2 separate regions of the Homo sapiens genome follow, and region 2 is linked to region 1. A link is an interaction called in ENCODE POLR2A ChIA-PET data of the cell type or tissue named here. Cell type or tissue: A673. All regions are shown on one strand. Each heading gives the region's core, and the rest is flanking DNA. Links, peaks and the distances in the headings are about the cores only.

Region 1 (15,990 bases), core at 6,823-9,322:
ACATAGAACGCAGCTTTGCACAGTTTTAGGGGATTCATGAAAAGCTGCTGCCACAGAATGATTGATGCTCTTTGTCTAGTCCCATGAAAAGGTATATTTAATTTCATCATAGAAACAAAGAACAACTCAGCAAACATGGAAACAGTGTTATAGGCATGCAATATATTCACAACTAGGAGCAGCTGCCACATTGCCTGCCCCAAAGCACACACACCACATCCACACCCACAATCAAATGAGTGAATCAAGCAAAACCAGCTGCTCTGACCTTTTCCATGAATGTATATTTGCTACTTGTTCATTCGTTCTGTCATCTGCTGGCACTTGCTCTCTAGAAATGTGAAAGGTCATGAGCTCATCCAGGACTTGCTATCCTCCCTGCATTTAGACAGTTCCTACCCACCTGATGCTGGCCTGTCTGATGATGATGAGCCTCCCAATGCCAGCCTGCCCCCCGACCCGCCACTCCTCACTGTGCCCCAGATGCACAGTGTTTGTGACCAGTGGCTGCAGGATGCCTTCCACATCAGCCTCTGAAGAGCTGGGGGTGGGTGGGCATGCACCCATGCAAAAGGCTCAGAGACTCCCCCTTCCATAAGCCCTTAGACTGCAGTGCTTGTGCCTTTCCCCATACTGCCTCACCTCACAGGAGGGCCAGGCACCACTTGTATCTCTCAGATGCAAAACTGCCAACCCCTTTCTCCTGTCTTGGGTTGGCTGGCACTGGGGCGGGCACCTAGGGTATAGTCTCTGCCCATGGCACTGGGCCTCCATTTCTTCCACATATGTGTACCTCCAGCTTGGCCAACCCTCAGCCTGGCTGTGAGGCCCAAAGCATCTTCCCTTCCCCTTGGAGTCTCTGGGATTGGGATGAGTGTCTGGCTCCCATCTCCTTCTCCCCTTTTGTGGCTATTGGCAGCTGCTGGCTCAGGGGCATCCCACTTCCAGGCTCTGGGTTCCACTCTCAGGGAAGGGCTCTAGGACCCATTCCTACACCCACCCACGGCCAGGAGGGCCAAGGTCCCATGCTGGATATTTAAATTTAGAGGCTGGCTTCCAGGGTGCATAGATAAATACTCTCTCAGAGTCAAAAAAAAAAAAAAAAAGAAATGCGAAAGGTCAAAAAAAGGGATAGAAGAATGTTTCCAACTTAAGAGCATTCTATTGGCTATTTTAAATTATTTTCCTGTGAATTGGAGACAGATCAACATTGTAATATTGGGACAAAGCAGTGTGGTGTGTGAGGAAAAGCCCAGCTTCACCATTTCTGTGACCTTGGCAAGTTACTGTATTTCTCTATTTCCTCACCAACAGAATGAGTGTAATGACATCTTAGTGTTATGACACAACTAAACGAGACACAGTAAGCAGTTGACACAGTAAATGCTCAATGCTAGTGGTGGTTGTTATAATAATCATAGTCTAGGCAGCTTAAAGACAGTAATAAATAGGAAGTGCTACATTAATGCTAATTCCCTTAAAAAGCAATGTCAGTCAGTGTTCTGTGGGCACACAATGTGAGAACTATTGGGCTTTTTAGCAAGTTAACATAGGATGGCAAATAGTGCTGTGGCCAGCTTTGAAAAAATAAAATCTGCCCAACTCCCTCAGTCTCTTCATTCTCCTTGAACACTTTTTTTTTTTTCTTTTTTTTGAGTCAGAGTCTCACTCTTGTCACTCAGGCTGGAGTGCAATAGCGCAATCTCGGCTCACTGCAACCTCTGCCTCCTGGGTTCAAGTGATTCTTCTGCCTCAGCCTCCCGTGTAGCTGGGACTACAGGCACACGCCACCACACCCAGCTAATTTTCGTATTTTTAGTAGAGACGGGGTTTCACCATGTTGGCCAGGATGGTCTCGATCTCCTGACCTCGGGATCCGCCTGCCTCGGCCTCCCAAAGTGCTGGGATTACAGGCATGAGCCACTGAGCCCAGCCTGATTCCCCTTGAACACTTAATATACTGGTTTCAGATTGGCCAGCACCTATGTTAATTTACAATTGTTCTGTGAATTTACTATTGTCCTACTCTTGAGGATAGGGGAATGTTCATATGAAAAAAAAAACCACTCAGTTTGTAATTTTACATCACCCTTCTCTACATAAAAAAATTCACAGACAAAGATAGTATTTGACCTCTAATACCAATATCCATGTATTCATTAATAATATTGGATTATTAATCACCCTTTGATGTTACTGGTACCACCAGATGCACAACCCTTGAAATGGCGCGCAGAGTTAGTGTCACCTGTATAAAGCACAGAAACTAAGTTCTTAAAGTGCCCAACTAAATCAATTCTTCTTTAACAGAAATGACTTCCTTTTTTTAAAAAAAAGCTCAGAAACTTATCATTCCCACTTTATAAACTACTCACTGATTATCTCTTTATTTGTACAAGGCTGAAGGCAATTTGTGCTGTGTTTCCTTTTTGGATAATTATTTTTAAAAATAGAAATTGAAATTTACTAATGATTTAGGAAGTACAAACTATCATTAGTTGCCAGCAAAGCTAGGCCTGGTTCCGACTACTTGGAGGCTGAGGTGGGAAGACTGCTTTGAGACCACAAGTTTGAGTCCAGCCCAGGGCGACATCGTGAGACCCAATCTCTAAAAAGAAAAGAAATGTATGCCAGCAATGTAATCTTTTTGTTTGTTTGTTCGTTTGAGACAGAATCGCCCAGGCTGGAGTGCAGTGGTGCGATCTCGGCTCACAGCAACCTCTGCCTCCTGGGTTCAAGTGATTCTCCTGCCTCAGCCTCCCAAGTAGCTGGGACTACAGGCGCCTGCCACCACACCCAGCTAATTTTTGTATTTTTTTGGTAGAGACATGGTTTCACCATGTTGGCCAGGCTGTCTTGAATTCTTGGACTCAAGTGATCCACCCACCTCAGCCTCCCAAAGTGCTGAGATTACAGGCATGAGCCATGGTGCCCAGCCCAGCAATGTAACCTTAACAAATTATACAAGGTGTAAATTTAAAAAGCTTCTGCATTTATGTACTGGATGCAGTTGTTGCATGACTTTGTACTATTCGGTGAGCAGCACTTTGTTCTATGAACAGGAGCACTACCTGGTAGGTGGAGCAGTTTCTGTTTTGCTTTTTCTTGCCTATTCCTAATGGCTCATAATGAGACACTACCCCTTTATGTCCAACTGTTTAATATGCCTCAAGTCAGATTTCTTTAAAACATATTCTGACAATGGCACACATTGATTTTTCATCTGGCCCCTGTCTGGAGGGCAGCCAGTAACCAGTAACTGGGTTCAGCAGGGCACTGCTGTCCACTTTTAGGAATCCGTAGTCTCTATGACAGGGAAAAGGAGAGAGTACTAGAAGCCACCACTCCTGGCCTTATGTCAAGGCGGAGACTAAAAGAAGGTTAAAACAAGGCTGGGTGTGGGAGCTCATGCCTGTAATCTCAACACTTTGGAAGGCTGAGGCAGGTGGATCACCTGAGGTGGGTGGATCACCTGAGGTCAGGAGTTCAAGACCAACCTGGCCAATATTGCAAAACCCTGTCTCTACTAAAAATACAAAAATTAGCCAGGTGTGGTGGTTGGCACCTATAATCCCAGCTACTCGGGAGGCTGGGGCAGGAGAATCACTTGAACTGGGGGCGGAGGTTGCAGTGAGCTGACATCGTGCCACTCCACTCCAGCCTGGCCAAAAGAATGCAACTCTGTCTCAAAAAATAAAATATAATAAAAATAAAAATAAAACATAGATGCTGAAATTCTATTCCATAGTTGTCTTTTTTATATATATATATAATATATATAAATATATATATACATATATTATATATAAATATATATAAATATATATATACATATATTATATATAAATATATATACATATATTATATATAAAAATATATATATACATATACATATACAAATGCATATACATATACATATACAAATACATATACAAATATATATGAAGTTGTACATATTTCATATATACAATTGTATATATTTCATATATACAATTGTATATATATTTCATATATACAATTGTATATATATTTCATATATACAATTGTATATATATTTCATATATACAATTGTATATATATTTCATATATACAATTGTATATATATTTCATATATACAATTGTATATATATTTCATATATACAATTTATATATTTCATATATACAATTTATATATTTCATATATACAATTGTATATATATCTTATTTCATATATATACAATTGTATATATATTTCATATATACAATGAAAACCCTGCCAACTTGCAGAATCTGGTGTGGTCGGACAGTGACCCTGGTCACGGGTCATCTGCTGCTGCTATATTTAGGACAGCTGCTCCTCCAGGTAATTTTTCGTTTCCCCTACCCCTCAAGTATGCCTCTGTGGTTCCCCGCCTGGAACTCCAGCCACGATCCCCTCTGTCAGTACTACTGTTGCCAAACTGACATCAGTGAAGGGGTGACTGATTCGTTCAGTAAATACTTCTTGAGTGCCTACTGGGTGCCAGGCGTTGTCCCTAGATTGGGGAGACAGCAGTGAGAAAAGAAACCCAAATTCCTGCCTCCGTGGTGCCTACATTCTAGTAGAGGAAATAGACAACATTTTAGTCTAGGGAAAAGGGCCATAAAGAAAACAAAGCCAGTTAGGGGCATGGCATGATAGATACATGTGTGTGCTGGTCTAGCTAAGGCATTCAGGAAAGCCCTCTCTGATGGGATAACATTTGCTCAGTGTCCAGAATGAAGTGGGGAGAGGGTTAGACCATGCAAAGCTCTAGGAGAGAGAGAAGGCCCTGGGGCAGCAGTGTGCCTGGTATTTGAAGAACCCCGTGTGTGGTTTTAGGTTCTATTTTAAGTGTGGGGTGATGTAAGGAAGGGCACAGTTCCCTTCATCCTACTCTTTCACTTCCCATTAGAAAGTGAGCTCCATGAGTGCAGGAGTTTCATCTCTTCTGTTCGTTGCTGTTTCCTAAATACTCAGAACAATGCCTGGGACACAGGAGACACACCAGAGATGTTAGTCTAATGTGTCAATGCACATCGTGAACACAAGCCCAGCGTGCATGAGAGATGTGCTGTATGTCTGGGGTCAGCCAGAGGAATTTATAACAGAGGAGAAAAAGTAAAATTTAAAACCCGATGCTAGGTTGGGCATGGTGGCTCATGCCTGGAATCCCAGCTCTTTGGGAGGCTGAAGTGGGTGGATCACATGAGGCCAGGAATTCAAGACCAGCCTGGCCAAATGGTGAAACCCCGTCTCTACTAAAAACACAAAAATTAGCTGGGCATGGTAGTGGGCACTTGTAATCCTAGCTACTCGGGAGGCCGAGACATGAGAATTGCTTGAACCCAGGAGGTGGAGGTTGCAGTGAGCTTTGACTGTACCACTGCACTCCAGCCTGGGCAACAGAGCGAGACTCTGTCTCCAAACACACACACACACACACACACGCTAAATATAACCGTTCCCAGAGTCCTAAAGAAAAAATAGGCCAGGCATGGTGGCTCACGCCTGTAATCTCAGCAATTTGGGAGACTGAGGTGGGTGGATAACTGGAGCTCAACAGTTTGAGACCAGCCTGGGCAACATGGCGAGATCCTGTGTCTAAAAAAAATACAAAAATCAGCCGGTGTGGTGATGTGCATCTGTAGTCCCATGCCACCACCGTGGTGGCAGAGTTGCTTGAGCCTGGGAGGTCGAGTCTGCAGTGAGCTGAAATCGCACCACTGCACTCCAGCCTGGGCGACAGAGGGAGACCTTGTTTCAGCAACAAGAACAGAAATTTAGTCTGGCACCAGGAGGTTGAGTCTGCAGTGAGCTGCATTCCAGCCTCACTCTCTTTTTTCTTTTTTCCTTTTTTTTGAGACTGAGTCTCACTCTGTCACCCAGGCTGGAGTGCAGTGGCGCCATCTCCGCTCACTGCAAGCTCCGCCTCCCGGGTTCATGCCATTCTCCTGCCTCAGCCTCCCCAGTAGCTGGGACTACAGGCGCCCACCACCACGCCCGGCTAATTTTTTGTATTTTTAGTAGAGACGGGGTTTCACTGTGTTAGCCAGGATGGTCTCGATCTCCTGACCTCGTGATCCACCCGCCTTGCCCTCCCAAAGTGCTGGGATTACAGGCATGAGCCACCGCGCCTGGCCACCAGCCTCACTCTCACTCTCCATATATATAAAATAACTAAAAAAAAAACCAGATTCTCAAGCTCCACTCCCAGAGTTTCTGATTCAACAGGTTTAAGGTGGAGCTCGAAAATTCACAAATTCACATTTCTAGCAAGTTCTCAGGTATTGTTGAGGCTGCTGGTCTGGGAACTGCACTTTGAGAATCACTGGCCTAGAAAGACACCTTAAAAGACATCAACTGGTGCAGGGTGTGGTGGCTCATGCCTGTAATCCCAGCATTTTGGGAGGCCGAGGAGGGCAGATCACTTGAGGTCAGGAGTTCAAGACCACCCTGGCCAACATGGTGAAACCTGGTCTCTACTAAAAATACAAAACGTAGCCGGGAGTGGTGGCATGCACCTGTAATCCAAGCTACTCGGGAGGCTGAGGCAGGAGAATCGCTTCAACCCAGGAGGCGGAGGTTGCAGTGAGCCGAGATCGCCCCACCGCACTCCAGCCTGGGTGACAGAGCGAGACTCCATCTCAAAAAAAAAAAAAAAAAAAAAAGACATCCACTGGTACATAAAGGTGAGCCTTTGTGAATCAAATTTGGTTCCCCTTGAGGTCTCCCCCAAAGGGAGAAAGGGAAACAGTCCTCTCTGTGGCATTGCACGTGATGGAACTAGTATTCCTTGTGTATTATTCTCATTCCCTTTGCTTGCATTAAACTTCATTTCCCTTTCCTTTACTGATTATTTGTCATTTCATCCTCTGTCCAGTCTCCCCTAAAGGTGAGTGTTCTCCAAGGTCCAGGATCTCTGCTATTTTCACCTTAGCATTTTGCCCTTCAAGAATCCACCCACTTTTTTTTTTCTTCTTCTTCTCCTTCTCCTTCTTCTTCTTCTTCTTCTTCTTCTTCTTCTTCTTCTTCTTCTTCTTCTTCTTCTTGTTCTTCTTCTTCTTCTTCTTCTTCCTCTTCTTTCTTCTTCTTCTTCCTCTTCCTCTTCCTCTTCCTCTTCTTTCTTCTTCATCATCATCATGTAATAGCTGACATTTATTTCAACTTCCTATGTTCCTGGTAATGTACAGGACTTTACATAAGTATCAGTTAGGATGCTGCTTTTGGTAGCAATGAGCAGAAAACTCAACTGAAAAAAATAAGGGCTGGGTGTGGTGGAGCGTTCCTGTAGCCCCAGTTACTTGGGAGGCTGAGGTGGGAGGATCACTTGAGCCGAGGACTTCAAGGCTGAAGTGAGCTATGATCGCTGCTCCCCAACCTGGGTGATGGAGTAAAACCCTGTCTCAAAATAAATAAATAAATAAATGAATAAAGAAAAATTTCATCTCACATATCCAGTAGTCCCAGCTAGGGCAGCTGTGGGGTTGGTTGACTCAACATTGTCTCAACATTGTCATCAAGGGCTCCTTCCTTCTTTCTACACCACCTTTCTTGGCCTGTTGGCTTTGTCCTCAGCACTGAGTCCCTCATGGTCAGAAGATGGCTGCAATGTTGCAGGCATTGCACCCAGTTATGACATTGTCTCTGTCTTTTTAAGAGCCAGGAAGCCTTTCCTGGAGGCACCCTGCAGATCTCCCCCTCACATCTCATTGGCTAGAGTTAACTTGCACGTCCACCTCCAACTGCAAAGAGAATGGGATTCGCATGTTGGTTACTCCTGAGTTGGGGTGGGTCACCTTCTCTGAGTACTTGGCTGTCATTTGGACCGACGTGGCAGTCTGCTGCAGGGAAAGAGAAGGGAAGTGGGTGTTGGGTGATCAATCAACAGCTGTGCTCTGGTTATCCACTGCTGTGTAACAGCCAAGACAAAGTTGATGAAAACAAAAGCCCCGGTCAATTCCATGTGAATGTCTGAATGTAACTTTACAGTCTATGTATTTAAAACCATGTTTATTTCTTGTTCCTCAAAACCAGCTCTCCCCTGTGTTGGGGAACAGCTCCACCACCGCATCATGGTGACCTTGCATGTATCCACTTAGGCAGAGTCTTGGCAGAACGCCTCATGGTCTTCCTGGATGTGGGAGGCTGGGAAGCCTGTGTACATAGCCATTGTGAGGAGATCTTCTGTTCACCTCCTTATCTCTCCTGGGAAGCTGTCATGAGACAGTTTCTCATATCTTGGGGGTTCTGGTGACGTGGAGGCTTTCTGTCCCGGCTTCCTCAGGATAGAGCTTCTAGGATTAGCACTTCGGCAACGGGGTATCCCACAACTCACACTGCAGTCATGTGGGTCTTTGATTTGGTGTCATACACTTCGTGGTATGTAGGACAAAGATCACAGGAAGCTGGCACATTTATTCTTTTTGCTGTCTACGTAAGTAATAAACTCTCTAAATCTTAAAGTAGCTCCTTGCAACTTGACTGGTTGACTCAGAACTTGGCTTTGGCCTTGACGCCCTGCACCTCCACACTTCTATCATCAATAGAGTGTACACAATAAATAGTTATTGAACACATTCGTTCTTCCAAGGCTGAAAATCTTGAGAGATCCCTTACCCCTTTCCTCTAGGTATCCTACATCTTAGCCTGTCAGTTCTTCCTCCATGAATGTTCTCATTTCTGCTCTACTTCTATCGAATAACTTTCCTCTTTCTAATCCTTCCCCCTTACAACTCATCTTCCACACTGCTCCCAGGATAATCTTAAAATGCCATTTTTGTACATGGCACCCTAAAGTTCATAGTTCACAGATTTATGGCATGCTTTAGGTTCTTTTTTTTTTTTTTTTTTTTTTTTTTGAGATGGAGTTTTGCTCTTGTCACCCAGGCTGGAATGCAATGGTGCGATCTCAGTTCACTGCAACGTCCGCCTCCCGGGTTCAAGGGATTCTCCTGCCTCAGCCTCCTGAGTAGCTGGGACTGCAGGTGTCCGCCACCATACCCGGCTAATTTTTGTGTTTTTAATAGAGACAGGGTTTTGTCATGTTGGCCAGGCTAGTCTTAAACTCCTGACCTCAGGTGATCAGCCCACTTTAGCCTCCCAAAGTGCTGGGATTACAGGCGTGAGCAACCGCACCTGGCCATGCATGAGTCTTTTCTTCTTGCCAGCTTGCCAACATGTTGTTCCCAGAACATGTCAGAATGGCATCTCTTTAGAGGTGCAGCCTAAATGCCACTTTTTTTCTCCAAGAAACGTTTCTCTACCACTAGCTTTTCTGTATATGTGCTGCCAAAGCGAGCATTCTCCACCACTAGCTTTTCTGAACCTGTGTGTTACTGACTTCTCTGTGGGCTTGTGGATGAATCAGAATAGAAAATGGCCAGAGACAGAGGAAGATAACCAGACAGAACAAGCTCATTGCCAGTTTATACTAAATATGTCTGAGATACCTCAGCTAGGACTGGTATCTTTGGTTCAGAGGTTCTTAATTGGAGTCTCGGAGGCCCTCCAAGTTGGCTGCAAAATTCTGCTGTATGCGCCAAACTGCTAGGGTCAGAGGGAGGGAGGAAGTGTCTGTAACTATAGCCAACTTCTTATAGAGGTTGGCTTATGATACAATAAAAGCTAGGAACCCCTGATCTAGGAAAAAGATGGCATAACTTAGTGGGAGAAAAAATAAAGGAACAACAAACTCCACTAAATTTTGGAGTCACAAGACTGGATCAGTATCCTAGCTCTGTGCAATCCTGGCATGTCATCAGCCTTTCTGAATCGCAATGTACTCATTTAGAAAAATTATATCTACTCTGCCTCCTCAATTGGGTTTCTATGGGGAATACTTTATATAAAATTATTTTATAAATGATCATATGCCCTGCTAATATGTATGTTACTTGACTCCAGACCATACGGCTCTGTTTATGTGTTCCCATTTACATAATGTCTCACTTATTTAGAAATAATAGGTTCTTACTTGTCTTTTCTCCCCCTCCCTCCAGTTGTCTGAGGGTTTCATTGGCCCAGAGTCCATTGCCATTACCTAAATCATGGTCAAGATTTAGTATCAGTTTGAAGGTCATGGCTCCTTTCACCAGCCTGATAATGGGAGGCCCACCCTGACCACCTTATTTAATCCTGATTACCTCCCAAAGGCCGTATCTCTAATCAACTTGTGAATTTGGGGATTAAGTTTCAAATACATGAAATTTAAGGGAATACATGCAAACTACAGCATTAACCAATGCATTGCTAGATACATAGTTATCTAGATGAATGGGAAGAATCACAACTAATATTAGAACCTGCTCCTACACATGCTTGAGTGAGTAATTCAGGAAACTGCGTTCATGAAAGGGTTTAGTATCCTTCCCTTGGTAGGTAGCTCAGATCGACAAACAGCACTGGGAAGAAGCAATAGAAGCAAAGGAATGGCCTACAACTACTACTGATTTTATCACTGGTAATTTTTCTCTATGCCTAGAGAAAAATCCGTCAGTGGGGCTGGGTGCTCTGGCTCATGTCTGTAATCCCAACACTTTGGGAGGCCAAGGCAGGCAGATTGCTTGAGCCCAGGAGTTCAAGACCAGCCTGGGCAAAATGGTGAAACCCTGTCTCTACTAAGCAAAAATACAAAAATTAGCCAGGCATGGTGATGCACGCCTGTAGTCCCAGCTACTTGGGAGGCTGCAGTGGGAGGATCACTTAAGCCCTGGAGGGAGAGCCTACAGTGAGCCATGTTTGTTCCACTTAACTCCAGCCTGGGCAACAGATTGAGACTCTGTCTCAAAAAAAAAAAAAAAAAAAAAAGAGAGAGAGAGAAAAGAAAAACTGGGACTAATCTCAGCAGTGGTCCAGACTCCCTCTGTAATCAAAGTCTTTGGTTTGATATAGATTATGGAGACTGAACTACTCTATATAATGATGCAGATATAATACCAGAACATGACCATGATACCCTTAACTATATCATAGAGAGCTCACTGAAATTAGGCATTGGTTCACTGGAAACTCTAGAAGCAAATGGAATGACTCTATAGTACCACTATAGAAAATAACTAGTTTTGTTTATTGGATAAATACTCGGGGCATATTTGAAGAGGAAACAGTCATCCTTAGTTGTTGATGACATACATGAGTTACTTTATCAAGTACAGTGAACTGTTTTTGGTTCCAACTCTCCAATTTTAAAGCATAACCATTCAACGTGGCAATGTGCAAATGCAGATATGACAAAGAATAGCTATGGCATTCATGTCACCCCCAACTGGCGGATAATGGGATTCACTTTACACCTTTCTCTCAATAATACTGGATTGTTCATCTGTTTTTTTTTTTGAGATGGAGTTTTGCTCTTGTTGCCCAGGCTGGAGTGCAATGGCATGATCTTGGCTCACTGAAACCTCCTCCTCCCGAGTTCAAGCAATTCTACTGCCTCAGCCTCCCAAGTAGCTGGGACAACAGGCACCCGCCACCACACCCAGCTAATTTTTTTGTATTTTTAGTAGAGACGGGGTTTCACCATGTTGGCCAGGCTGGTCTTGAACTCCTGACCTCAGGTGATCCACTCGCCTCGGCCTCCCAAAGTGCTGTGATTACAGGCATGAGCAACCGCGCCTGGCCACGCATCAGTCTTTTCTTCTTGCCAGCTTGTCCAGCATGTTGTTCCCAGAACATGTCGAATGGCACCTCCCTAGAGGCGCAACCCTAGTGCCACTGTTTTTTCTCCCGGAAACATTTCTCCACCACTGGCTTTTCTGAACCTGTGTGTTACTGACTTCTCTGTGGGCTTGTGGATGAATCAGAATAGAAAATGGCCACAGACAGAAGATAACCAGACAGAACAAGCTCATTGCCAGTTTATACTAAATATGTCTGAGATACCTCAGCTAGGACTGGTATCTTTGGTTCAGAGGTTCTTAATTGGAGTCTCGGAGGCCCTCCAAGTTGGCTGCAAAATTCTGCTGTATGCGCCAAACTGCTAGGGTCAGAGGGAGGGAGGAAGTGTCTGTAGCTATAGCCAACTTCTTATAGAGGCTGGCTTATGATATAATAAAGGCTAGGAACCCCTGACCTAGGAAAAAGGTGGCATAACTTAGTGGGGGAAAAAAATGAACAACAAACTCCACTAAATTTTGGAGTCACAAGACTGGATCAGTATCCCAGCTCCGTGCAACCCTGGCATGTCATCAGCCTTTCTGAATCGCAATGTACTCATTTAGAAAAATTATATCTACTCTGCCTCCTCCATTGGGTTTCTATGGGGAATACTTTATATAAAATTGTTTTATAAATGATCACATGCCCTGCTAATATGTATGTTACTTGACTCCAGACCATACGGCTCTGTTTATATGTTCCCATTTACATAATGTCTCACTTATTTAGAAATAATAGGTTCTTATTTGTCTGATCTCCCCCTCCGTCCAGTTGTCTGAGGGCTTTATTGGTCCAGAGTCCATTGCCATTACCTAAATCATGGTCAAGATTTAGTATCAGTTTGAAGGTCATGGCTCCTTTCACCAGCCTGATAATGGGAGGCCCACCCTGACCACCTTATTTAATCCTGATTATCTCCCAAAGGCCCTAATCAACTTGTGGATCGTTCATCTTTTTTTTTTTTTTTTTTTGTGAGATGGAGTTTTGCTCTTGTTGCCCAGCTTGGAGTGCAATGGCATGATCTCGGCTCACTGAAACCTCTGCCTCCCAAATTCAAGCGATTTCTCCTGCTTCAGCCTCCCAAGTAGCTGGGATTACAGGCAACTGCCACCATGCCCAGCTAATTTTTTTGTATTTTTAGTAGAGATGGGGTTTCACCATGTTGGCCAGGCTGGTCTCACACTCACAACCTCAGGTGATCCACTCGCCTTGGCCTCCCAAAGTGCTGGGATTACAGGCATGAGCCACCACGCCCAGCCGGATTGTTCATCTTGTATGACAAATATATAAAGGTTTTTCCACCTAAATGATCAGAATGTTTTGGCTATGTCCTACCTAAAATGACCAGATGACTCTAAATGTTAGTCAAATTCTGAACCTCAGGTCACTTGTACATAAAGTGAGCCCTCAGAAATGAGCCTCCTGAGTGATCTCCAGACTCAATCATACAAGGGTTACAGATTTCACTCTTTTGTAAGAGCTCTTTTTCCTCAGCTGGGAGCCTCTGAATTGAAAAAATTGCTTGTTAGTATTTCAGCAACTCTTGAAAAAAGTTTTAGTGATACTTACGAATTTTCTTCAAGCAGTACAATATGAGATGAATAATTTCACCTCAGCAGTACCCCAAAGTAGGAGTTACTGACACTTCAGCTGCTCAGCAGGGAGAAGCTTACGGTGTTTTTATGTTAACAAAACATTAAGTGTTTGTTATATTTGATATTGTTGCCCAAAATGTAAAAGTTCCTAAAGAACACAAGGTTTTCATCTCATTAGCACTGCCTCCCTTGATTTATTCAGTTGGTTAAATCTTGGCTCCTGGGAATCTTTACTCAGGGTTTTCAATCCTTTGCTATTATTCTTCTTGTAGTTATTGTGTTTACCCATACACAGTGGGTACCCATACACAATGGCTTACCCAACACAGTGCATTGTATTTTCTCAATAATTTTTAAAATTTATTTTTGAGCGACAGTGTCGTGCTCTTTGACCCAGGCAGGAGTACAGTGGTGCAATGCTACCTCACTGTAGCCTGGAACTCCTGGACAAAAGTGATCCTCCCACCTCCGTCTCCTGAGTAGCTGGGACTACAGGTGTGCATCACCACACTCAGCTAATTTTTTTTTTTCCAATTTAGAAAGTTTATTTTGCCAAGATTAAGGACATGCATGGGCACGGGACACAGCCTCAGGAGGTCCCTGATGACATGTACTCAAGGTGATCAGGATTCAGCTTGCTTTTATATGTAAAAATATGGAACATTTCATGAATTTGCATGTCATCCTTGTTCAGGGGCCATGCTAACCTTCTCTGTATTGTTCCAATTTTAGTATATGTGCTGCTGTAGTGAGCACTACCCAGCTAATTTGTATTTTTTTGAGATGAGGTCTCAGTCTGTCACCCAGGATGGAGTGCTGTGGCGCAATCTCGGCTCACTGCAACCTCTGCCTCTCAGGCTCAAGTGACCCTCCTCCATCAGCCTCCCGAGCAGCTGGGACCAGAGGTGTGTGCCACCACGCCCGGCTAATTTTTTGTATTTTTGGTAGAGATGGGGTTTCAATATGTTGCTTAGGTTGGTCTCGAACTCCTGAGCTCTAGCAATCCACCTGCCTTGGCCTCCCACAATTCTGGGATTACAGGTGTAAGCCTCCATACCCAGCCCTGCCCAGCTAATTAAAAAAAAATTTTTTTTTTTTTGTAGACATGGGGTCTTGTTACATTGTCTAGCTGGTCTTGAACTCCTGCTCAAGCAATTCCCCTACTCTGGCCTCCAAAGTTCTGAGATTACAGGTGTTATTCACAGAGGCTGGTCCTTTCAAGGATGTTTAAGTGCTTTCCAGTAGTCACTCATATGTCAAAAGATTGCCGTAAGGATCAGACAACTGGAGGAAACCAGCATGGACTATGTCATTCCCGAGGGTGACTCTGAGCCCTAGGGCAGCTATTGATAAACATCTGACTCTTCTTCCTAGACTATGTCAATAGTGGTAACTGAGAGTAATGCTATGCCATTTGGTCACACTCTCAGCTTGCGGACGGGGTGACTAAAAGTGGGGAACTGTCAAAGCAAAATTAAAATGGAAACTAGGCTTGAAACATTCCTGAGCAAACAAACCAACTAGGCCTTAAAAATAGCCCTAACCTACTTAAACTGTAAACATAAATGAAACTTAACTTGGGTCATTTTTGGTAAATGCTTATGTTAGATACAAAACTTAACCTCAGCCAATCATAAGCAGCCAACTAACATGATCATGAGACTGGGGACTTTCCAAGAAAGTAAGCCAAAAAAGGCAACCAATCAAATCATTTCTTAATTTTGCTTCTGTATGCACTCTATGAATACTTGCCTCTGATGTTGTGTCATTGAAACACTAAATCCTCATTGGGTTTGGGGTTTCCCAAGTCACGAATTGCTTCTTAAGTACATTCTAAAATTTTATTGTGCCTGCTTTTTTTTCTTTTACAATAGTCCATGTGTAATACTTTTAGCTCATCATCTCCAAACTCCTTCCATGAGTAACTTTTTGGTATATGATGTTTCCTTGTACAGGGAATTCCTCAGACAGCCGCATAAGCCCTAGTCCTAGTGCTCAGAACAATGACACGTCTGCCAATATTTAACACTTTTAAAATACTGTTGGTGGTGGTTGTGTTGATGATGAAAGGCAGTGGGGAGGATGGCCTGGGTTCAATCTCTAGCTCCGGGCTATCAATGTATATAACATGGAGCCAATAATGTCTACCTCACAGAAATACAGATTATAAAATAAAAAGTAAAAGCATGTGACACCTAACTGTACAATAAATGTGTGAAGCTGTTTAAGTCCAAACATGGATCATTACATGTAAGATGGCCTATGTGTGAACATCAGCAGCTATCACAGCCACGTTCACATATATGTAAATTATCAAGGGGCATTACGCTTGGCACTGTTTAAAAGAAAGCAGGCAAGTGATCAAGTGAATTTTTATTACAAAAATTTTATAAAAATGGATTTCCAGGTAAAGATGGCAGAATAAAGCAGGACTACAGAATATTCTTCCTCTAATGCCTAATAAAATGAATAAAAGATGTTACATGCCACAGTACATTTTTCAGATCGTTACTGATAAATCAGAAAGCTTTATGAAAATCCAGATGGAAGGAAACACACAGTTCTGCCATGCATATTAAGATGCATTCACTCTCCTGCCCTAATAATTATCATATAACCTTATGGTAGACGATAGTCAATTAGTTGCCAACCAATACTTAAAAATTAGATTTCATATACTCTAAACTTCTGTCTTTTCTAGAAAAATAAATTGTTTACACTAGGCCTGCTTCCCAGGAA
Region 2 (16,684 bases), core at 6,212-8,711, 78 kb before region 1:
ACCAGCCTGGCCACCATGGAAAAACCCTATCTCTACAAAAAATACAAAAATTAGCTGGGCTTGGTGGCTCACACCTGTGGTTCCAGCTACTAGGAAGGCTGAGGTGGGAAGTCACTTGAACCCGGGAGGCAGAGTGCACCACGGCACTCCAGCCTAGGTGACAGAGCAAGACTCTAAAAAAAGAAAATCCAAAAACCCTTACTTTCAGTTAAAAAATTTTGTTTTCAATTCATCTACTGACTCCCTGGTATCTACAACTTAACTAGTCTAGTGAACTTGGGGAAGTTACTCCTTTTTTTTTTTTTAAGACAGAATCTTGCTCTATTGCCCAGGCTGGAGTGCAGTGGCACGATCCTGACTCACTGCAACCTCCACCTCTTGGGTTCAAGCGATTCTACTGCTTCAGTCTCCCGAGTAGCTGGAATTATAGGCACATGCCACCACACCCGGCTAATCTTTATATTTTTAGTAGAGTTGGGGTTTCACCATTTTGGCCAGGGTGGTCTCAGACTCCTGGTCTCAAGTGATCCGCCCACCTTGGCCTCTCAAAGTGCTGGGATTACAGGCGTCAGCCACTGCTCCTGGCCTCTAGTTACTTCTTAAACTCTCTGAACCTTGTTTTTTTTAAATCCTCTAAATAAGGATAACAGTTCATAATTCCTAACTTTTGTTATGAAAATTAAAGGAGTTAATATATATTATGTGGAGAAATGTAAATTCTAGTTCAAAAAATAGAAGAAATAATGTAAATACTGATTTATTTATCTGGTGAGAAATGCAAGGACATTTTTGTTTGGTGGTGGGTATTAAAAGGCTAAGGTATTTATATTCCACTGGATACATTTGGAAGAATGATTAACAGTGTTATTTCAAAATTTCAACATTGAGAACACACTAGGACTTACATCTTTTTCAACTCATCATGATGAAAAATTTTGTCAGCGAAATGTGTTAGGATTGTTTTATAAAAATCTTTCACGTCGATGAGCAAATATCTTAGAAGACTACTGCTGAGGAGAAATGTTATTTATCCAGAGAGTTGCCTTAATTAGGAGACCCTACATAGCGCCCAGTAGAAATGTAATAAAGGCATTTCACTTATTCCCTTCCTCAGCCCTGCCGTGAACAAAATTGAATGAAATCAACCACGCTCCGAGTTCTCGCCTAGACGCAGCCTGTAGTAGCCAGGTTTCACCACTAGGTGGCACACGCCAAAGGCTCCGGCGGGGGCGAGCCGCCCGAGCACGCCTCTCGGTGGCCCCGTGGTATCTCTCGGCTTCCGTTGAGCACCAAGCAAGATGGCAGCTTCCGAGACGGTTAGGCTACGGCTTCAATTTGATTACCCGCCGCCAGCTACCCCGCACTGTACGGCCTTCTGGCTTCTGGTCGACTTGAACAGATGCCGAGTCGTCACAGATCTCATTAGTCTCATCCGCCAGCGCTTCGGCTTCAGTTCTGGGGCCTTCCTAGGCCTCTACCTGGAGGGGGGGCTCTTGCCCCCCGCCGAGAGCGCGCGCCTTGTGAGAGACAACGACTGCCTCAGGTGCGCGGCGCAGGGAGCGGGACGGCCGGGTGGGCGGCGGGCGGGGGACGCGCCTGCGCACGCCCGGGCCTGAAGCCGCTAGACCTGGTAGTGGAGGGGATGGGGGATGGGGAAGGGGACGAGGGTTGGAGGGGGGTGGGGCTGTAAAAATGCACGTTCGCGAACCCCGGAGATCCTGATTGGTGTAGTCAACTTTGGGGCTCAGGAATCTGCATTTTATTATTATTTTTTATTATTATTTTTTTTTTTTTGAGACGGAGTCCTGCTTTGTCACCCAGGCTGGAGTACAGTGGCGCGATCTCGGTTCACTGCAACCTCCACCTCCCGGGTTCAAGCAATTTTCCTGCCTCAGCCTCCCGAGTAGCTGGGACTACAGGCGTCCGCCACCACGCCCGGCTAATTTTTGTATTTTTAGTAGAGATGGGGTTTCACCATATTGGTCAAGGTGGTCTCGAACTCCTGACCTCAGTTGATCCGCTTGCATCGGCCTCTCAAAGTGCTGGGATTGCAGGCGTGCACCACCGCATCCTGCCCCTATTATTTTTATTTTTGAGACTGAGTCTCATTCTGTCACCCAGGCTGGAGTGCAGTGGCGCGATCTCAGCTCACTGCAGCCTCCACCTCCCGGGTTCAATCGATCCTCCCACCTCAGCCTCCCGAGTAGCTGGGCTTACAGGCGGGCGCCACCATGCCCGGCTAATTTTTTGTTTGTTTGTTTGTATTTTTAGTAGAGACGGGGTTTCACCGTGTTGGCCAGGCTGGTCTTGAACTCCTGACGTTAAGTGATCCTCCCGGCTTCCCAAAGTGCTGGGATTACAGGCGTGAGCCTCCGCGCCTGGCTGGAATCTGCAGTGTAACGAGCATCCTTCCCGGGATGCTTCTGATGACAGGAGAATCAAACTTGGAAAATCCCTGATGCCTAAGGGCAGGGCCAGGCTTTCTTTCAGCCTTGATTTAGCACATCCGCGCTTAGCTAGGCACTGTGCGACTCTGTTGCGTGCCCATGGTGCAGATGTGCCGGAGACCCGGCCTTACCCATGGCGGCCTTCAGGGTCAGGTGCAGGAAGCTGACAAAGGGGAATCGTTGTGTTTTCTTCATAACCTGCTGTTGTCCAGCCTTAGTTCTCATGTGCCCAGTGTCCCCTGAGACTTCTGGTGGCGTATCATTTTGTGTCTCACCCAGACATTTTGGGATTCTCTCAAATAAGTGTCTTGAGTCCTTTTGGGCTGTAAATTGGGAAACACAAAATAATCTTAAATATGCTTTTGGAAGTTAAAAAAATGATAATGAGATGAGTATCCAGGAGCAATTGTAGTGTGAATTGCTGAAATGTGGTTGAGTTGCCACAGTAAGATGATGGTATCTGATCATTCCAGTTTGGATTCATATCTTGGACTGATTTATTCAGACTTTTTTTTTTCTTTTTTAAATAAAGAGACTGGGTTTCCCATGCCCAGGCTGGAGTGCAGTGGTACGATCATAGCTTGCTGTAACCTTGACTTCCTGGGCACAGGCAATCCTCCCACCTCAGCCTCCCGAGTAGTTGGGACTTCAGGCCAGGCAACCACGCCTGGCTAATTTTTGTATTTGTTGTAGAGACAGGGTTTCGCCATGTTGCCCAGGCTGGTCTCGAATCCCTGGGCTCAAGCTGTCCTCTCACCTCAGCCCCCCAAAGCACTGGGATTACAGGCGTAAGCCACTGTGCCAGCCTTCCTTCCCCCACCCCCTTTAAGCTTCAGCTACAGTGAATTAATTCCAGAGTTGTGAACCAGGCTATTTTCTCTTGCTGCCCTTTGTCGTTGAATATTCCTTACCCTCAAGCATGTCAGATTCCGTAAGATTTCTTCAGAACATCAGGGAATTTAATTTGGAACAGTAACTGCATCTTTAAATCAGGATATTATGATTTATTGAATAATGTTCAACTGTTTCAAATGACAATTTGAAATAATCCAAATTTCAAAGAGTTTTTTTTCCCCCTTTTTATTGACTGTGAAATAGGTCTCTATTCTCTCTGCAATTCAAGGATTATTTAAATGTTACAATTCTAAGGATTGTGTCCCATCCTATTAAGTTTACTTTCTGAACTGTCTCTTGCCTAATGAGTTAATAACTTGTGCTAACTATAATTATACTTTAATGAATCATGTGGGCATTACATTCTTCATAATGAAGTTAACAATGACAAAAACAAACCATGAAAACTGTTATAAGTAATAATTACAACACGATGACAGGCAAATCTTTCCTAAATGCTTCAAATGCACAGCTGCATGTGGCAAAAAATACCTCTCTAGTGGCTTCAGTGGCAAATGGGCAGACCGTAGAAAAAGATGAATCTGGAAAGTTCGTCTTTGTTTTTGTTGTTTTATGTCCACAATCATTGTTTTTCCCTGGCAAATTCACTTTTCTTCAGAGCTACGGAAGAACACATAGTCTCTATTCTCAAAGTACCCAATATTGTTGGACTGGGACCCAAATAATGAGTCTCATGCTTTTGTATATTACCTTCTGTGATACAGACAATTAGACTGAATAGTTAGACCAAGTTATATGGTAAGTGCAGAAGCTGGTTGAGAAAAGGGAGATCAGCATGGAACAAAATGGTTAGGGAATTGAGCAGTACCTTGAAGAATGGGTGGGAAATGTTGGATGATCAAAGCACAGTTATAGAGACAAAAGCTGGCTGGACTTGGTAAAAAGATGAGTCTGACCAGCCAAAGCATTCTGTTGGGATCATTGGCAGTACTGAGAAGGCTAATGAGGAAAAGTGGAACTAGGTTGTGGGAATCCTGAGAAACAGCCTTTGAGGCTTTGGATGCACCACACACTTGTGTTCCACTGCTGTTTCCTCATAGCCCATTCTCTTAAGCCCCAGGAATCTGGCTTCATCTGCCCCCAGGTTTCTGACAGCGAGTTCCTAAAGGTGGTCTCTAACTGTCCTGGGAGGAGGAGGAGGTGCTTCTATTGGCTTGGAGCCCCCTGTGTTAGTTTGCTGGGGCTGCTATAACAAAATACCACAGACTGTATGGCTTAAAAAATGGAAATTTATTTCTTACTCTTCTGGAGACTACAAGTCCAAGATCAGGGTGTTGGCAGATTTGGTTTTTTTATTTTATTTTAATTAATTAATTAATTTATTTATTTTTCTTGAGACAGAGTCTCACTCTGTTGCCCAGGCTGGAGTGCAGTGGCACGATCTTGGCTCACTGCAACATCTGCCTCCCAGGTTCAAGCGATTCTCCTGCCTCAGCCTCCCGAGTAGCTAGGATTACAGGCACCCGCCACCATGCCAGGCTAATTTTTTTGTATTTTTAGTAGAGATGGGGTTTCACCATGTTGGCCAGGCTGGTCTCGAACTTGTGACCTCAAGTGATTTGCCCTCCTCAGCTTCCCAAAGTGCTGGGATTACAGGAGTGAGCAACTGTGTCTGGCGGTTTTTAATTTTTTTTAATTAATTTTTAAATTTTTTTTAATCGTGCAGCCCTCAGAATTACAGTAGATTCAGAGAGACTCCCTTATTTTTTGAGACAGGGTCTCACTCCATTGCCCAGGCTGGAGTGCAGTGGCGCAACCTTGGCTTATACAGCCTCGAACTCCTGAGCTCAAGGGCTCCTCCTGCCTCAGCCTTTTGAGTAGCTGGGACTACAGGTGCAGTTTTTTATTTTTAGTAGAGAGGTCTCACTAAGTTGCCCAGGCTGGTCTCAAACTCCTGGGCTCAAGTAGTCCTCCCGCCTTGGCCTCCCAAAGTGTTGGGACTACAAGCCTGAGCCACTGCCCCCGGCCTGAGAAACTCCCTTTTGAAGAATCAATTCTGTAAGGAAACAGTGCATTCTGTCTTCCCTGACCCTTTTAACTCTGGCAATTAATACTTGATGAAGGCTGGGCGCCATGTCTCATGCCTATAATCCAGCACTTTGGGAGGCTGAGGCAGGCAGATTGCCTGAGCTCAGGAGTTCGAGACCAGCCTCGACAACATGGTGAAACCCCATGTCTACAGAAAAATACAACAAAATTAGCTGGGCATGGTGGCACATGCCTGTAGTCCCAGCTGCTTGAGGGGCTGAGGTGGGAGGATCATTTAAGCCTGGGAAGTAAAGGCTTCGGTGAGTTGAGATGGTGCCACTGCGCTGCAGCCTGGGCGACAGAGTGAGACCCTACCTCAAAAAACAAACAAACAAACGAACAAAAAAACACATTGATTAAATGTTAGAGATGGGCCAGGCATGTTGGCTTATGCCTGTGATACCAACACTTTGGGAGGCCGAGGTGGGAGGATCACTTGAGTCCAGGAGTTTGTGAGCAGCCTGGGCAACACAGGGAGACCCTTATTCTACCAAAAAAACCCCAAAAAACAAACAAAAAAAATTAGCTAGGCTCAGTGATGGATGCCTGTAGTCCCAGCTAGTTGGGAGGCTTAGGTGAGAGGATCACTTGAGCCTCAGAAGTTGAGGCTGCAGTGAGCCATGATCGTGTCACTCCACTCCAGACTGGGCAGCAGAGCAAGACCGCATCTCAAACAAAACAAAATATTAGAGACGAGTTCTCATTTCATATTGCTGTAGTTAGTGGCTCCTTGGATAGTCCAAGATAAAAAGTTTCCTACTACTTTTATCATATACTTTTTCCCACACCTCACTCTCCAGAAGTATCCTTGGTTAAGTTTGGGGTATGGGGTATATCTTAGAGCCAGATTTCTATACATGTGCAACCATATGTACTTATACTTTTAAACTACAAATATCATAACATACTGTTCTGCACCTTGCTTTTTTACCTATCATGGGCTATCTCAGTATATAAAGTGTGTGATGTATGTCATTCTTTTCTGTTTGCTACATAGTGCTTTAGTGAATATTCTTGTATTTTTTTTGTACTTGGAAAATTATTCAGTTGGATTTATTCTTAGAAGAAATACTCATTGGTCTAAGAGAAGGTACATATAAAAATTGATAAGTACTGTCAAATTAGCTTCCAGAAAAGTTGTACAGACTTGTACAACTTTTAAAAATTCACCAACTTACCCATGATAGGACTAACAACATTCATTGTACTAATAAAAATTAGAGCTAACATTTGGATATCACTTGTTCTGAGTCAGGCATGCTCTCTCTGCATAATAAGTCACTGAGTACTGTAATTATTGTCATTATCCCCATTTTTATAGATGAGAAAGGCTGAGGTAATGATTTTAAAAAAAATTACAGTGGCAGAAATAGCATTTGAACCCAGGCATTCACGTTGGCCTTGGCAGGCAATGGGTAGGGAGCATCAGGTTGGACAGATGGGCATGTCAGTGTTTCTGCATAACAGAATCCTAGACAGTAAATTGTAGATTTTAAGGGTGGACTTAGATTTTGATAATACCACTCAGTTTGCCTTGCAAAGAGTTAGAATGAAAAGTGGGGATAGCTGGGCATGGTGGCTCACGCCTGTAATGCTAACACTTTTGGGAGGCCGAGGCGGGCGAATCAGCTGAGGTCAGTTCGAGACCAGCCTGACCAACGTGGCAAAACCCCATCTCTACTAAAAATACAAAAAGTTAGCCAGGCGTGGTGGCAGGCACCTGGAATCCCAGCTACTTGGGAGGCTGAGGCAGGAGAATCGCTTGAACCCAAGGGGAGGAGGTTGCAGAGAGCCCAGATCATGCCACTGCAGTCCAGCCTGGGCGACAGAGCAAAATTCCATCTCGAAAAAAGAAAAGTGGGGATCTGTTTTTTGGAATCAACTCTTTCGTCACTAGTGACCTAGGTAATTCACTTCTACTTGTGAAAGGACAAATGCATGCACTTTTGTTTGTAAAAGGATAGCTCTATTCTTTGTCTGTGATCCAGGTAAAGAAATAGAGAATATTGCCAGGGAAGGTGCACCTGACAGGAATGGTAACTAAGCAGACCCAGGAGAACCATTTCTTTTTCTCTGGATGGTATTTTGCCTCTCAATCTTAATATTTTCTTTTTTTTTTTCTTCCCAGATGAGGGCTCACTGTGTTGCCCAGGCTAGTTTTGAACTCCTGGGTTCAAGTGATCTTCCCTCTGCCTCCTGAGTAGCTGGGATTACAGGCATGTGCCACCACACCAGTTTATAATCTTAATATTTTAAAAACTGAAATTATTCTCTTGGGGAACAGTAGGTAGTGGGGCTGCAGGAATCACAGGTCATACCTTCAAGCCAAATAGCTGTAGATGCATGGTCTTTTTTTTTTTATTTTTTGGAGACAGAGTCTCTATCTGTCGCCAGGCTGGAGTGCGGTGGCGTGATCTTGGCTTACTGCACCCTCTGCCTCCTGGGTTCAAGCGATTCTTCTGCCTCAGCTTCCCGAGTAGCTGGGACTACAGGCGCATGCCACCATGCCCAGCTAATTTTTGTATTTTTAGTAGAGACTGGGTTTCACCATGTTGGCCAGGCTGGTCTCGATCTCTTGACCTTGTGATCTGCCCACCTCAGCCTCCCAAAGTGCTGAGATTATTACAGGCATGAGCCACCGCGCCCGGCCAATGCATGGTCTTAAGAATGGATGAGACGATGCTAAGAGCTGTTTTGGAAGGCGTGAGGGTGTTGCCAGCTTCCAGGAAAGGAAGGGGTTCTCATCAACTGGATGTTACATGTGCTGTTTTCCAGGGCCTTAATAAACCACAGTGACTGAACAGAGACTTGCAACCATTTTCAACATTTGACAGAAAGTTTGGTCCTATTTGGTCATCTCAGAATTGAAGCTTGGATCATTGCTACAAGTGAAAACAAATTGATCAGAAATGTCAAGAAAAAAATCTGATATTGTAGCGCTTCCATGGTAGTTCTTAGATTCACAGGATGCCAAACTGGCTTTTGCCAGATTAAGAATTATTTCCTTGCTATTAGATGCCAAGCTGGGAACAGAGGGGAATGTGTTTTTATAATTTAAAATCCCTGGTCACTCAGCATTTTATTTGTCTCTTTCTCCTACTCCTGATATCAGTAACTCTTATTTTATCTTGATTTGTTTGTCTGTATAGTTAGTTTTCTGACAAATAATTGAGGATTTTTTTCAACTACCGCATTGAGGTAAATCCACAGGATTACTATGCCTTAAAAAATTTAAAGAATGCTTGTCACATATGCTCCTATCATTCACCAGTTGTTCTTTATTTTCAAATATGATTGTCTACATCTTTCCCTGGCCACTGAAAAAACTTGATGAAATATATAGCTGAATGTAAATGCCTTGTAAGTATAATGTGTGTTTTCAGCAGTGGCGCAATTACAGCTCACTGCAGCCTGGACCTCCTGGGCTCTAGTGATCCTCCTACCTCAGGTAGCTGGGCCACAGGCATGCACCAACCATACTTACCTAATGTTTGTATTTTTTTTTTTTTTTTTTTTTGAGACGGAGTCTTGCTCTGTTGCCCAGGCTGGAGTACAGTGGTGTGACCTCGGCTCACTGCAAGCTCCACCTCCCAGGTTCACGCCATTCTCCTGCCTCAGCCTCCCGAGTAGCTGGGACTACAGGCGCCCGCCACCACGCCTGGCTAATTTTTTGTATTTTTAGTAGAGACGGGGTTTCACTGTGTTAGCCAGGATGGTCTCGATCTCCTGACCTTGTGATCCACCCACCTTGACCTCCCAAAGTGCTGGGATTACAGGCGTGAGCCACCGTGCCCAGCCTGATGTTTGTATTTTGTAGAGACAGGGTCTCCCTATGTTGCCCAGGCTGGTCTTAAACTCCTGGGCTCAAGCCACCCTACCACCTTAGCCTCCCAGAGTTTTGGGATTATAGGCATGAGCCACTGTGCCTGGCCAACAGGCATTTTTGAGTACTCACAATTTGCTTAACATTGAGGACAGTCTCAAGACTTCCATCATCATCAGACTGCACATACTAGGATTAGCTGTTGCCTGTTGATGGAGGAACAAAATTGCTTTCCTATAGTGAAATTTTGGATGAAGTAGGGTTATTCAGAGAAACATAACCAGTAAGACACACACACACACACACACACACAAATACTCACTCACAGACATGGGATTTATTGTAAGGAATTGGCTCATAGGATTGTGGAGATTGAGAAGTCCTAAGTTCACTTAGTAAGCTATAGACCAAGGAGAGCCAATGGTATATTTCTAGTTCAAGTTCGAGTTTGAAGGCAGGAGAAGACCGATGTCCCAGCTTGAAGAGTCAGGCAGAGAAATGAATTCTCCCTTACTCAGTCTTTTTGTTCTATTCAGGCCTTCAGTGGGTTGGATGAGGCCCACCCACATTGGAAACGGCAATGTACTTTACTCAGTCTAGCAATTTAAATGTTAATCTCATCCAGAAACAACCTTGCACATACTCCCAGCATAATTTTTTTTCCACTGAGGCAATATATTTGTAAATACGTATTACATCGTTATAAAAAGAATCCCAGGATTTTTCTTCCTATGTGTTTTCGTCTTGCTTCTTCGTGGTCTATGATGCCAGCCGAGGTTGTCAGTACAGTGAAACCAAACTGGTGGGATGGGAGCAGGTTATTCTGCCATTTTTCTAGATCTTTGAGTTGCACGTCAAATCTGAGGCTGATTATTCCATACTTGTTTAGCCTGCCTGTGAGGTTCACAACAGTTTTCCCAGCTCTATGATCATCAGTGGTTTCAGATTTGCCAGTGTAACCATGCTTCATCATTATAGTTAGAAACTGGACGATGGGGCTGGGTGCGATGGCTCATGCCTGTAATCTCAGCACTTTGAGAGGCCAAGGTAGGCAGATCACTTGAGCACTTGAGGCCAGGAGTTCAAGATCAGCCTGGCCAACATGGCAAAACCCCATCTCTACTAAAAATACAAAAATTAGCGAGGCATAGTGGCAGGCGCCTGTAATTCCAGCTATTTGGGAGGCTGAGGCACGAGAATCTCTTGAACCTGGGAGGGAGAGGTTGTAGTGAACTGAGAAATGCACCAGTGCACTTTGGCCTGGGTGACGGAGTTGGGACTCCGTCTCAAAAAAAAAAAAAGAAAAGAAAAATAAAAATAAAAAAAAGAAAACGGACAGTTACTTTGGAGCTCGGCCTAATAAGAACCTGGCATTTACCTTGCTTTTCAGCTTTGTTGATGCTCTTGAGAGCATCAGCCAAGACATTCATGTGCACCACTGTGGTGGTATGGAAAGAGCCAGCGTAATTTTAACCAGATATCTGGACGTCCAATAGCCCGGACAAATTGATACATAAAATTAAGCTTCACAGAGTGTTGTGGAATTGTACAGATGGCTGTCACTACCCTAGAGAACATAAATTGTTTAGTATTCACCTAAATTAAAACAGGAGTAAAATCTTATTAAAGAAAGAAGCCCACATTCTGAAACAAAATGGATAATCAGCATTATCACCTTTTAGGGTAGGTGACATGCATATTGTAGAAAGATTGTGAGTTTGAAGTTAGACAAACTGAAGTTTGAATTGCGTTTCTGCTACTTATCAGCTCTAGATTTGGGGCAAGTAACTTGTCTGAGCTGTAATTTTGCGATCTGTAAAATTAAAAATACCTACTTTGTGTTGGTGTTTAGATTAGAGAAAAACGTATTAAAAATGTTTAGGATGCAGTAGCTATTCAATAAATAAAACTAGCCATTTGAAAGTTGACTGTGAGTAATGCTACATAGGCCATTTTGCCAGAAAGAGTCTTTTGTCTTTAAGTGATGTGACATTTTTTCATTGACTGATGGTAGTTACATTTTGTAGAGTCATCTCAGTATATAACTATGTCCTGGAGATGTGTTTATAAATTGCTCACTCTAGCTTTCTCTCTTGTTCTTTTGACAGAGTTAAATTAGAAGAGAGAGGAGTTGCTGAGAATTCTGTAGTCATCAGTAATGGTGACATTAATTTATCTCTTAGAAAAGCAAAGAAGCGGGCATTTCAGTTAGAGGAGGGTGAAGAAACTGAACCAGATTGCAAATATTCAAAGAAGCATTGGAAGAGTCGAGAGAACAATAACAATAATGAGAAGGTCTTGGATCTGGAACCAAAAGCTGTCACAGATCAGACTGTCAGCAAAAAAAACAAGAGAAAAAATAAAGCAACCTGTGGCACAGTGGGTGATGATAACGAAGAGGCCAAAAGAAAATCACCAAAGAAAAAGGAGAAATGTGAATATAAAAAAAAGGCTAAGAATCCCAAGTCTCCGAAAGTACAGGCAGTGAAAGACTGGGCCAATCAGAGATGTAGTTCTCCAAAAGGTTCTGCTAGAAACAGCCTTGTTAAAGCCAAAAGGAAAGGTAGTGTAAGCGTTTGCTCAAAAGAGAGTCCCAGTTCCTCCTCGGAGTCTGAATCTTGTGATGAATCTATCAGTGATGGTCCCAGCAAAGTCACTTTGGAGGCCAGAAATTCCTCAGAGAAATTACCAACTGAGTTATCAAAGGAAGAACCCTCTACCAAAAATACAACTGCAGACAAACTGGCTATAAAACTTGGCTTTAGCCTTACCCCCAGCAAGGGCAAGACCTCTGGAACAACATCTTCCAGTTCAGACTCTAGTGCAGAGTCAGACGACCAATGCTTGATGTCATCGAGCACCCCGGAGTGTGCTGCGGGTTTCTTAAAGACAGTAGGCCTTTTTGCAGGAAGAGGTCGTCCAGGCCCAGGGCTGTCATCACAGACTGCAGGTGCTGCTGGATGGAGGCGTTCTGGCTCAAATGGTGGTGGACAGGCTCCTGGTGCTTCTCCCAGTGTGTCTCTCCCTGCTAGTTTAGGAAGAGGATGGGGTAGAGAAGAGAACCTTTTTTCTTGGAAGGGAGCTAAGGGACGGGGCATGCGGGGGAGAGGTCGAGGACGAGGGCATCCTGTTTCCTGTGTTGTAAATAGAAGCACTGACAACCAGAGGCAACAGCAATTAAATGACGTGGTAAAAAATTCATCTACTATTATCCAGGTAAGTATTATTTTTTGTAAGTTATCTCCTCCCTTTCCCCTTAGAATGTGTGTGGAGTTCATGTCATGGATTCACATTTTCTCACCAGTGATGATGTCACATGACTAACACTGTTTTTCAGAATCCAGTAGAGACACCCAAGAAGGACTATAGTCTGTTACCACTGTTAGCAGCTGCCCCTCAAGTTGGAGAAAAGATTGCATTTAAGGTATATTTCAAAAGAACAGTCACAGCAAAAAAGGTTCATTCCCCTTCCAAATAAACTTACTTAGAAAATCAGGTTAAATGTGTTTGTAAAAGCCCTTCCCACTGGAACCCCAGTGTTGTTACGGGTTCCTGGTAGGGCTCCCAGACTGGTCGGGGTGGACACGCCAACATGGCATGATGGAGGAGCTGTGGGAATGGGAGAGGATAAGAGGGCTTATGTATTTGTGGGTTTTTTCTTCTTTTTTAGCTTTTGGAGCTAACATCCAGTTACTCTCCTGATGTCTCTGACTACAAGGTAAGGATGTTTATTTAAAAGTAAGTTGTCAGTGTATTATTAAAACTAAAGTCATATTTAATACTACTTGTATGGATAATACAGATTTGTTTTTTTACTAAATAAAAATGCCAGAAAGTAGAAAATGAAAACATTAATCGAAATGTCAACTCTTTAATAGTATCACTGGGAAGTCTCCCTGTGTTATTTGCCTTATACTTGGGAAGAATAGAGTAGGAGAATGATGAGCTTAATTTTTACTTTTTTAAAAAAAATATATTAATTTTTTGTTTTTAAATAGCGACAGGATCTTGCTATGTTGCCCAGGTTGGTCTCAAACTCCTTGGCTCAAGCAATCCCCCCATCTTGGCTTCCCAAAGTGTTGGGATTACAGGTGTGAGCCACTATGCCCAGCCAGTTTAATTTTTTTAGTTACTTTTTTCTAATTAGTTTAGACCAACTTATTTGGGTATTCATTCCTTCATGATTCTAAACTTTGAAAGAAAATAATAAATAGTTCTCAGCAAGAAGATTTGATTATTTTCATCATGGGAATCTATTTTACATATTTGTGAATTACTTCTGGTTGTTATGATCTAGTATGATTTCTTCTGCATTATCAGGTAACCACAGGTAATTCATAAATATTATCCGTGGAATTTACTTACTTAATATCTGTATGAGTCTTTATATTGGCATGTGAGGTTTTTCATAGTTCAGTAAAAGCTTGACTCAGTCAGAGGGATCACAGAATTACATGTTTCTTTTTCACCCACCAACATTTTGTTGAAAATCTTGTTAAAGTGCATTCTTTCTTTTTTTTGATGTACTATATGGAATGTAAGACCATTTTTTAAGGTAATAATTGGTAGTGTTAATATAGTAACATAGATAAAATACAAGGGAATTTGATTTAATCTGGATTGATGCCTTGGAAGACTTAAAATCTTTATAGAAACCTTTCCTCAAGGCTGGGCTTGGTGGCTCCCACCTGTAATCCCAGCACTTTGGGAGGCCAAGGTGGGTGGATCACGAGATCAGGAGATTGAGACCATCCTGGCTAACACAGTGAAACCCCGTCTCTAGTAAAAATACAAAAAAAAAAATTAGCGGGGCATGGTGGCGGGTGCCTGTAGTCCCAGCTACTCAGGAGGCTGAGGCAGGAGAATGGCGTGAACCCGGGAGGCAGAGCTTGCAGTTAGCTGAGATCACACCACTGCACTCCAGCCTGGGTAACAGAGCGAGACTCCATCTCAAAAAAAAAAAAAAAAAAAATCTTTCCTCAAAAGCAGGCTGGAAGAATCAGTTAATGAAGGGATCTGGTGGGTTAGTTCTAGGTCGTTGGTGTTTTGTTTTTTATCTTCTTAGGCACTTACTATCTCCTATGGATGAGGTGATCATGTAATTTATCACCTGAATCAGGATACTTGTGAGTCAAAGGGATGCTATTAATAGTTATGCTGGAAAGATGTACAGACCTGTCTTGAACAAACCAGGGTGTTTTGTCACCCTACCATAGAAAACATTTAATTGTGTGATATATGAGGAAATGGAAATGAATATTGTATTGATACATCCCACAACCTCTATAAATTGTAATTCTAGATGATACTGATTTTTAAAAATTGCTTATTAATGGCCAGGCACAGTGGCTCATGCCTGTAATCCCAGCACTTTGGGAGGCCAAGGTAGGTGAATCACTTGAGGTCAGGAGTTCGAGACCAGCCTGGCCAACATGGCAAAACCCCATCTCTACTAAAAATATAAAAATGAGCCTGGCATGGTGGCGTGCACCTGTAGCCCCAGCTACTCAGGAGACTGAGGCACAAGAATCACTTGAACGCAGTAGGTGGGGGTTGCAGTGAGCTGAGATCATGCCACTGCACTCCAGCCTGGGTGACAAAACGAGACTCTTAAAAAAAATTGCATATTAAATTGGTATTAGTTGTCATAGTTATTAATGTTGGAAGGTGTTTTGCCTACTTTAGTTGGCAAAATTTTTTGAAGATTTTTGAAATTGCTTTCAAAAACATTTTAAGAATGAAAATTGGTCCTACTTTTTTGCTTTGACCTCAAACGCAGTTATCCAGCTTGATCATCTGCTTTATTCATTAACCTTGTCTCCAAAAATTAAATTGGTTCAATTCTGTACTAAAAAATGTAGTCTCCCAAGCCCCTGATTCCCTGTTGAGTCTGGTTTTAAAAAAAACTGTTGACTGTGCTCAGAAATTCCAGGTAGAGGCAGGAGGAACTGGTTGCTTGGCCTCTCAGTATATACCCCCGGAGGCTACCATGTGTCTCCCCATCGCCCACGTGCATGGGCAGTGCATCCTCTTGATGCATTAGAAAATCAGCTCCCACAGCTGGAGACCTGGGAGAAGGAGAATTGGGATCTTAACAGTGATAAAGTGCCTTCTGGTTTCTCCTGGGGGGTTGTGATCACTGTTTTAGAAGGGTTCTAAAAGCATCAGGAACCGAGGCTGCACCATTAGGATATATCTAGTCTCTCCTGATGAATGCTGTGATGGTCAGTGCTCACTTGAATATATCAGCCTGGTGTGATTTTTTTCTCCTTTTCCCTTATTCAGTCACTTTTGGTTCCCTGGTGTAATCTTTACTTTCATCGAGTTATTTAAGATAGTGTCTGCCATTTATGATTTAAATGTTTTATTTTGCCTCTAAAGATATTTCTGTATATTCACATAAAGTGTTTATCAGTCCACCTGTTTTTATTTTCTCTATATGTGGATTTATTTCTAAATTTTTCAACTGAGATAAAATTCACATAACATAAAATTCAACATTTTAACCATTTTAAAGTCTACAATTCAGTGGTTTTTAGTATATTCACAGTGTTTTACATGTTGATTTTGACTTGGACTTTTATTTTTGAAAGGAAGGAAGAATATTAAGCCACAATCCAGAGACCCAGCAAGTAGATATAGAAATTCTTTCATCCTTACCTGGTGAGTCTTTTAGAAAATAATTTGAAAATGTAGGCTCTATCTACAGTGGTTTATAAATAGCTTTTATACACAGGAGATGTTCTCTTCCTTGGCCTCCATATAACTGGCGCTCCCCACTTCTTTCAGCACACTTTAGCCCTGGGGGCTCATAAGAGATGTTGGATATATTCCAAAGCTGTTGGGCTAGTTCTTATTACTGTAATTATATAATTTCATAAAAGATTATATGAACTGATGAAAATCGATTATAAAAAGAATTATTCCTAGGAAGCCTAAGTTGAATGCTGACTCAGGAAATGCTATGAAATTATGGATGAGTGGGTCAGCTATAAAAGATTGGGAGGAATTTTGTAAAAACTGAGGAAGATTCTGCACTTAGATTGCCTTGCAAATTTTTGCAATCTTGCCTTATTTAAGAAAAACCCAGGCTGGGCACGGTGGCTCACACCTGTAATCCCTGCACTTTGGGAGGCCAAGGTTGGTGGATCACTTGAGGTCAGGAGTTTGAGACCATCCTGGCCAACATGGTGAAACCCTGTCTCTACTAAAAATACAAAAATTAGCCGGGCGTCATGGCACACGCCTGTAATCCCACCTACTGGAAAGGTTGAGGCAGGAGAATCGCTTGAACCCGGGAGGTGGAGGTTGCAGTGAGCCGAGATAGTGCAACTGCCTTCCAGACTGAGTGACAGAGCAAGACTTAGTCTCAAAAAATATTTTAAAAACCCCCAAACTGTAAATTGTGGAAATTGCAGACAATACAATGGTATGGTTTATTAAAAAAAGAGCTCTATTCAGTGAACTCATA

The links. ChIA-PET counts read pairs that join two places held together with the same protein. Peaks named below come from ENCODE experiments on the same cell type or tissue, not always from the same donor. Only the 100,000 strongest peaks of a DNase experiment are listed, where the experiment ranks them.
Region 2: POLR2A ChIA-PET joins it to region 1 with 32 read pairs; 5 of 35 experiments call an interaction of 5 or more read pairs at or near these places.

What each region holds. Positions count from the first base shown.
Region 1 is chr17:56,869,187-56,885,176 of GRCh38, reverse strand. LOC124904037 (a long non-coding RNA gene) reads left to right here and starts at 7,473. Exons shown (of 3, transcript XR_007065858.1): 1 at 7,473-8,435. It overlaps DGKE (diacylglycerol kinase epsilon), which reads right to left. Exons shown (of 12, transcript NM_003647.3): 12 at 15,610-15,990. It also overlaps the pseudogene RNU6-1158P and the pseudogene MTVR2. In A673, for the core only: no CTCF peak of the experiment used is centred there; no DNase peak of the experiment used is centred there.
Region 2 is chr17:56,945,634-56,962,317 of GRCh38, reverse strand. COIL (coilin) reads left to right here and starts at 1,268. Exons shown (of 7, transcript NM_004645.3): 1 at 1,268-1,543; 2 at 11,322-12,429; 3 at 12,551-12,637; 4 at 12,884-12,931; 5 at 15,807-15,876. The coding sequence starts at 1,299. LOC105371836 (a long non-coding RNA gene) reads right to left here and starts at 1,170. Exons shown (of 4, transcript XR_934875.4): 1 at 906-1,170. It also overlaps the pseudogene LOC100419768. RefSeq lists enhancers at 1,187-1,236, 1,247-1,386, 1,136-1,430 and a silencer at 1,557-1,666. In A673, for the core only: no CTCF peak of the experiment used is centred there; no DNase peak of the experiment used is centred there.